Regions from separate parts of the Homo sapiens genome. Here region 1 is linked to region 2. A link is an interaction called in ENCODE POLR2A ChIA-PET data of the cell type or tissue named here. Cell type or tissue: A673. All regions are shown on one strand. Each heading gives the region's core, and the rest is flanking DNA. Links, peaks and the distances in the headings are about the cores only. Region 1 overlaps CLMP (CXADR like cell adhesion molecule). Region 2 overlaps GRAMD1B (GRAM domain containing 1B).

Region 1 (2,916 bases), core at 330-2,829, 480 kb after region 2:
ATGCATAGCTGTACACTTGCATGGTTTCCTCCTTTCCTTGACTTAGCTGTGTGAACTTCAGTATGTAAGTCAAACTTCAAATTCCTTACCTGTAAGATGGAGTGGTTCTGAGCATTTAATATAATACTTTATAACTAAAATGCTACACAAACATGAAGTGTTATTATTTTTGGAAGGAGAGGCAAGGCCTAGGTGCAAATGTACTGTATTTTTAACTTTTATTTAGAACAGAGGTCTCTTGGACTCTCAGCCCCAGGCTTGACTACTTTGTGCCACTGGGAGTACTCCCTTTCCTCTTCTTCACACCATCAGGAAAGGCAGGCTGAGAGTTACGCTGCTTGACTCTGCCTCGGTCTATCCCACAGGTGATCACTTACTCCAGTCGTCATGTCTACAATAACTTGACTGAGGAACAGAAGGGCCGAGTGGCCTTTGCTTCCAATTTCCTGGCAGGAGATGCCTCCTTGCAGATTGAACCTCTGAAGCCCAGTGATGAGGGCCGGTACACCTGTAAGGTTAAGAATTCAGGGCGCTACGTGTGGAGCCATGTCATCTTAAAAGTCTTAGGTAAGATAGGATGCCAAAGTGAATGTCTACAGCTTATTTCTAAGGTATCTAAGAGGGATAGCCATATGCATCACGGTGGTACAAAACATCATGTTCAGTACTTTGGATTACACATTCAGAGGTCACCTCGTCCAGTTCCCTGGAAAGAAATGTGTATCTTCTGTATTATAGCCATAATAAAAAATGAAAATATAAGAGCAATTTTCCATAGTTGTCCATTACAAAACATATTCTCTAATATTTAAGTGGGATCTTCATATTTAAGTCTCTCAGATATGATTCAAATTCATTTCTGTTTTTTGACAGCAAGAGCTACCAAGTTCTACTTAATTGCTTCCAAATTAATACACTTCTGTATCAGTAAAACCATGCTCAACTTTCCTAAAATGTCCAATAATAATGTGTCTTCTTTGAGAAGTAATGAGGCAGCCTCTGCCCCAAAAATTAAAACAGCACCACTGGAGTTGCGGGTATGTGTGCTTAGGGGATGGAGGTGGATGTTTTGGTGGGGGTAGTGTAAAGCAAGGCTAGTTGAATCCCCACTCAAAAGTTGACCAAAACAGATGGCTGGAGAAGCAACTCAATAGGACATAATTTTTCCATTGAATCTGGTGTTTGGGGATCTTTGAATCACTACACTTTTGCTTGTTGTTGCTGTTGCCAGTGAGACCATCCAAGCCCAAGTGTGAGTTGGAAGGAGAGCTGACAGAAGGAAGTGACCTGACTTTGCAGTGTGAGTCATCCTCTGGCACAGAGCCCATTGTGTATTACTGGCAGCGAATCCGAGAGAAAGAGGGAGAGGATGAACGTCTGCCTCCCAAATCTAGGATTGGTAAGTCATCTTCCTACCAATCTATTGAGCCAACAAAATAGTCCTCTATCCGTGAGCTCTAAATCAGCTTTCTCAGCAACTCACTATGTGACCTGAAATACCCTGCTGAACCTCCTGAACTGCCATTTTTAAAATCCATTAACTAGAACAGAAAATCTGTCTTTCCTTTCCTCAAATGACATGTAAAAGTAGTAAAAGAGATTGGAAGAAATGTACTACATAAATCCACTATATCTAAATATTATGTTTAGTATCCCTTAAATGTTCACAATCTTTTGTAACTTTTGAGGATGTGCTACAACTTAAAAAAAATGTTTACCTTTCTTCTCATGTTCCCAAAGGATATCTTTTCCATCATTTCATTCTTATCAAATAGCATTACGGAATCTCAGCTCAGTGATACAATAAAGTAAACAATAAATATAGATACCATCACTAAAGGGATTTACAGTCATTCTTTCTGCTTGTGCAGACTACAACCACCCTGGACGAGTTCTGCTGCAGAATCTTACCATGTCCTACTCTGGACTGTACCAGTGCACAGCAGGCAACGAAGCTGGGAAGGAAAGCTGTGTGGTGCGAGTAACTGTACAGTGTAAGCATCCAAAGAGGTTTTAGTTTCATTTTTCTGTTTGTTTTTGCATTGTAGATCAATGTTAAGACATTCTAATCATAAGTAAGAGTAAGGTTAAGGTCAAAATCTTTATCTCCAGAAGGATATGGCTATCACCAAAATAAATTCAGTAGTTGCAAAGACCACTCAACAATTGACTGGCCAGGCACAGTGGCTCACACCTGTAATCCCAGCACTTTGGGAGGGCCAGGTGGGCAGATCAGTTGAGGTCAGGAGTTTGAGACCAGCCTGGCTAACATGGTGAAACCCCGTTTCTACTAAAATACAAAAATTAGCTGGGTGTGGTGGGCGCCTGTAATCTCAGCTACTCAGGAAGCTGAGGCAGGAAAATCTCCTGAACCTGGGAGGCGGAGGTTGCAGTGAGCCAAGATCACGCCACTGCACTCCAGTCTGGGTGACAGACTGAGACTCCCTCTCAAAAAAAAAAACACACACAAAAAAAACCAGCCCAGCGTGGCGGCTCATGCCTGTAATCCCAGCACTTCGGGAGGCCGAGGCAGGCAGATCACGAGGTCAGGAGTTCAGCCTGACCAACATGGTGAAACCCCATCTCTACTAAAAGACAAAAAATGAGCCAGGTGTGCTGATGCGTGCCTGTAATCCCAGCTACTCAGGAGGCTGAGGCAGAAGAATTGCTTTAACCTGAGACACGGAGGTTGCAGTGAGCCGAGATGGTGCCATTGCACTCCAGCCTGGACAACAGGGCGAGACTCCAACCAAAAAAAACAAAAACACACCAGTTGACTCTGTATTTACAAACATGTGAATTAGCCAGCCCCCTAAAGAAATTCACTATATCCAGGGGAGTACTAAATAAACACCATTCCTAAAAACAAAAACAAACAAAACCGTGCAGCTAGTTAGTTATATGCCACTACCATTC
Region 2 (2,916 bases), core at 246-2,745:
ACTAACAATGCAAGGAGGTGTGGGGGAGTAAGGCCCAGCCACTGGGTAGCTATTTTCTCAAAATACATGGCAAATCTCTGCGCCAAATGCTGGCTAAGCCAAAGAATAAACAAATCCTTTTATTTCTCTGAGATGAGAGCTATCAACTTCCCCTTTCATCCTCTCCTTCTGCTGGCCAGATCCATCTGTCCCATGGCCCTCTCCCTGTGGGATAAGCAGTGTCTGTCCATATCTTCCTGACCACAGCTCTGGCCAGCTCCTACCCCCGCCGGAGGCACTGCGGAGGGAAGCCAGCAGGTGGAGAACAGGAGCACATGGCCTGTCCACACCTCCCCCAGAAGCTCTCAGCCAGTTCTCCATGATGCATTGTGCCACTAATTCATTCCTCTGCCCTCCTTTCTCCAAGTTAGAGGGCACTGAATTAAGTCTTGCTGGACAAGGAGACCATCATCACCCTCAACCCAGCCTGTCTCTCCAGCCCACCCCAGGGCCACCCCTCCGTGATCCAGAGCTCAGCTCAAGCAGTGCTACTATAGAGGAGAAAAGAAAAGGCTAGGGAGGGAAAAGAAGGTGGCATCTCTGCAGCATGATGTCACACTGGCTGCTTTCGGATCCCCAGAACAGAAAACAGAAGCAAACAACATGGACTCCGGATTTACTCTGCCTTGAAAGGTTTGTGTTCTTGGCAGCTCTGAGCAGCCTGCGTCAGATGAGAAAAGCACACAACCAGAAAGACAGGTCTTCACCACAGCCCCCAGGGCCCCATTCTGACCCCAGGACAGAGCCACCGCTTCCAAAAAATCCCACGAGGAAACAAAGATACACACACACACACACACACACACACACACACACACACACACACACACACACGCACCAGGCGTCAGCACGAGTTAGCACTAACCTGGAAGCCATTAGGTAGGAACAGTAGCAGAGTGCAGTGCAGAGAGGAACTCATTCATTCATGCATTGGGCAGTGGGGGGCGGGGGCGGGGAGCGGGGGCCCTGAGGAGGCTGGAGGGCACTCACCTCCATGACCATCCCAAAGCCCTGTTTCTAACGGGGGAGGGGACTCGGGCCAGGGCTCTCAGAAGCTGGGGGCGCTTCTTTGCTCTGCTGTTTCACACCGCTGTAGCATTTTAAGCATGACTCCCCTTTATTTCCCTCTCCCCCACCTCCCTCTGCTGCTGTTATTTGGTGTGGTCGTGCCGCCTTACAGAAGTCCCTCTCTCTCTCTGCCTGGCTCCCTTTCTCTCTCTCCCTCTGACTCCCTCACAGACAGCTGTTCTGAGCTCAGGCACGCACGCGCACAGGCGCACAGACACACTCAGACACGCACCCCTCTTGCGCGCAGACACGCACACGCGCACACACGCACACACGTCGCCTGCCGGTTTACATAATGCAACTCTTTGGTGCAGTCAGCTTGCCGGCGCTCAATTATTCATGCCAGCGTGGAGGACAGAGCCGCTGGGGCTGCGGGGGGGGGGGTTATTTCCTCTTCACCCTCAATCCGACAAAATACAAGACCATGTTCCCCGGAGACTCTGCTCCCTTCGCTGCCACCAATTATTTCCCAGGTGCTGCCCACTAGGTCGACCTGTATCAAGGAGGTGACACTAAATAAAAACACAGGTGCCTGGCTCTAAAGAGAGTCGTGCATCCTTCAAAGGATGGCGGCTCTCTCACGGCCCGAGGCCTGGGAGTAGAGGAAGAGAGGAGGCCAGCACTGAGACCATAATCCGCAAGAAAAGATGGCCGAGGGCCTCTTCAGTGTAGCTGCTCCCAGACTTCCAGGATGCTCGCTTCTCCCGCAGGTCAGGCTCTCACAGACAGCAAGAGTAACACTCAGGGAAAGCACTTACATTCGTGGCAAAGCAGAGTCGTCTGGGTCTTCTAATTCTAAGCTGCACCTCTTAGAAGTGTTTTTTTTTTCTCTGTCCATTCACCGAAATGCAGTATTAGTACTCAGACAGCCCCCAGAGGAAAGTTCTGGCAGTGCGAGGTATTCTATTCAGCAACGATATTAATAATATTTTGAAAGTCATTCATGACTTACAAAGCATTTTGCCTACATTCAATCATTTCATTCCCACCACAATCACCTAAATACTGACCTGTTTAGTGGATCTGGAAACTGAGTCCTGGAAAAGTGAAGGTCCCATGCAAGAAAGAGGCAGAGCTGGGAATCCAGATCACCTGCCTCTAGACCCATGGCGATTAACTAATTGCCTCACACCCCAACTATTTGAGAACCATTGTCATCTCTTGAGGGATGTAGCACAAAACCGACAACACTAACAATGATGATGGTTAGCTCAATGCCTGGGAAACTTTAATCCCCTAAGAATCTTCTTCACCCACAGATTCTGATAGAGCAGGTCTAGGGGACCACCCAAAAGTCAGCCTTTCTAACAAACCCCAGGCGATGCCCACGTTGCTATTCCGGGACCACCCTGAACAGCAAATGTTTGGCTTATGCATTCTCATGCTTTGAATCTTCCAAAAAGACAGTTTTGTCTGTCCACTGCAGCTGCATAGGAAAACATGCTGAAGGTGAATAATAATTACAATCCATTGATGTCACCTGCATCCTGCTCGAACTCATGCTGAGAGCTAATATTTCTTGGGCATCTGTTGGCAAAATGTCTCATTCTGGGAGGGCCAGCCCCTGCAGGCTCATCATGAAAAGTCTTTCCAAGATTGCTTCTGTCTGCAGCCCGTTGATAGAACAGCAGCCGCACAGTATCCGGGAAGCAGATAGTTCTGGGCTGTCTGGCCCTGCCTCCGTTACCTAGAGGAATCCCAGCTCCAAAGAAAGGTATATTGGCAATGCCCCAATTTCAGCCTCCCTCCTTGTCTGGCTCAAGTCCGACTTCTTCTGAAATGCCTTTCTGGCTCTTCTCTGTTAATCCA

Evidence for each region. ChIA-PET counts read pairs that join two places held together with the same protein. Peaks named below come from ENCODE experiments on the same cell type or tissue, not always from the same donor. Only the 100,000 strongest peaks of a DNase experiment are listed, where the experiment ranks them.
Region 1: POLR2A ChIA-PET joins it to region 2 with 7 read pairs; 2 of 35 experiments call an interaction of 5 or more read pairs at or near these places.

What each region holds. Positions count from the first base shown.
Region 1 is chr11:123,082,163-123,085,078 of GRCh38, reverse strand. CLMP (CXADR like cell adhesion molecule) reads left to right here. Exons shown (of 7, transcript NM_024769.5): 3 at 366-567; 4 at 1,232-1,399; 5 at 1,872-1,994. LOC124902775 (a long non-coding RNA gene) reads right to left here. Exons shown (of 2, transcript XR_007062927.1): 2 at 202-2,065. Among named protein-coding and RNA genes, the nearest start is that of HSPA8, 21 kb to the right of the region's middle. RefSeq lists an enhancer at 1,164-1,458. In A673, for the core only: no CTCF peak of the experiment used is centred there; a DNase peak (open chromatin) is centred at 1,288; H3K27ac peaks cover 1,220 bases.
Region 2 is chr11:123,558,641-123,561,556 of GRCh38, reverse strand. All of the region lies in intron 2 of GRAMD1B (GRAM domain containing 1B), which reads right to left. Among named protein-coding and RNA genes, the nearest start is that of SCN3B, 95 kb to the left of the region's middle. RefSeq lists enhancers at 83-746, 747-1,409, 1,410-2,073. In A673, for the core only: CTCF peaks have their summits at 274 (motif pointing right) and 1,946; DNase peaks (open chromatin) are centred at 1,336 and 1,936; H3K4me3 peaks cover 960 bases.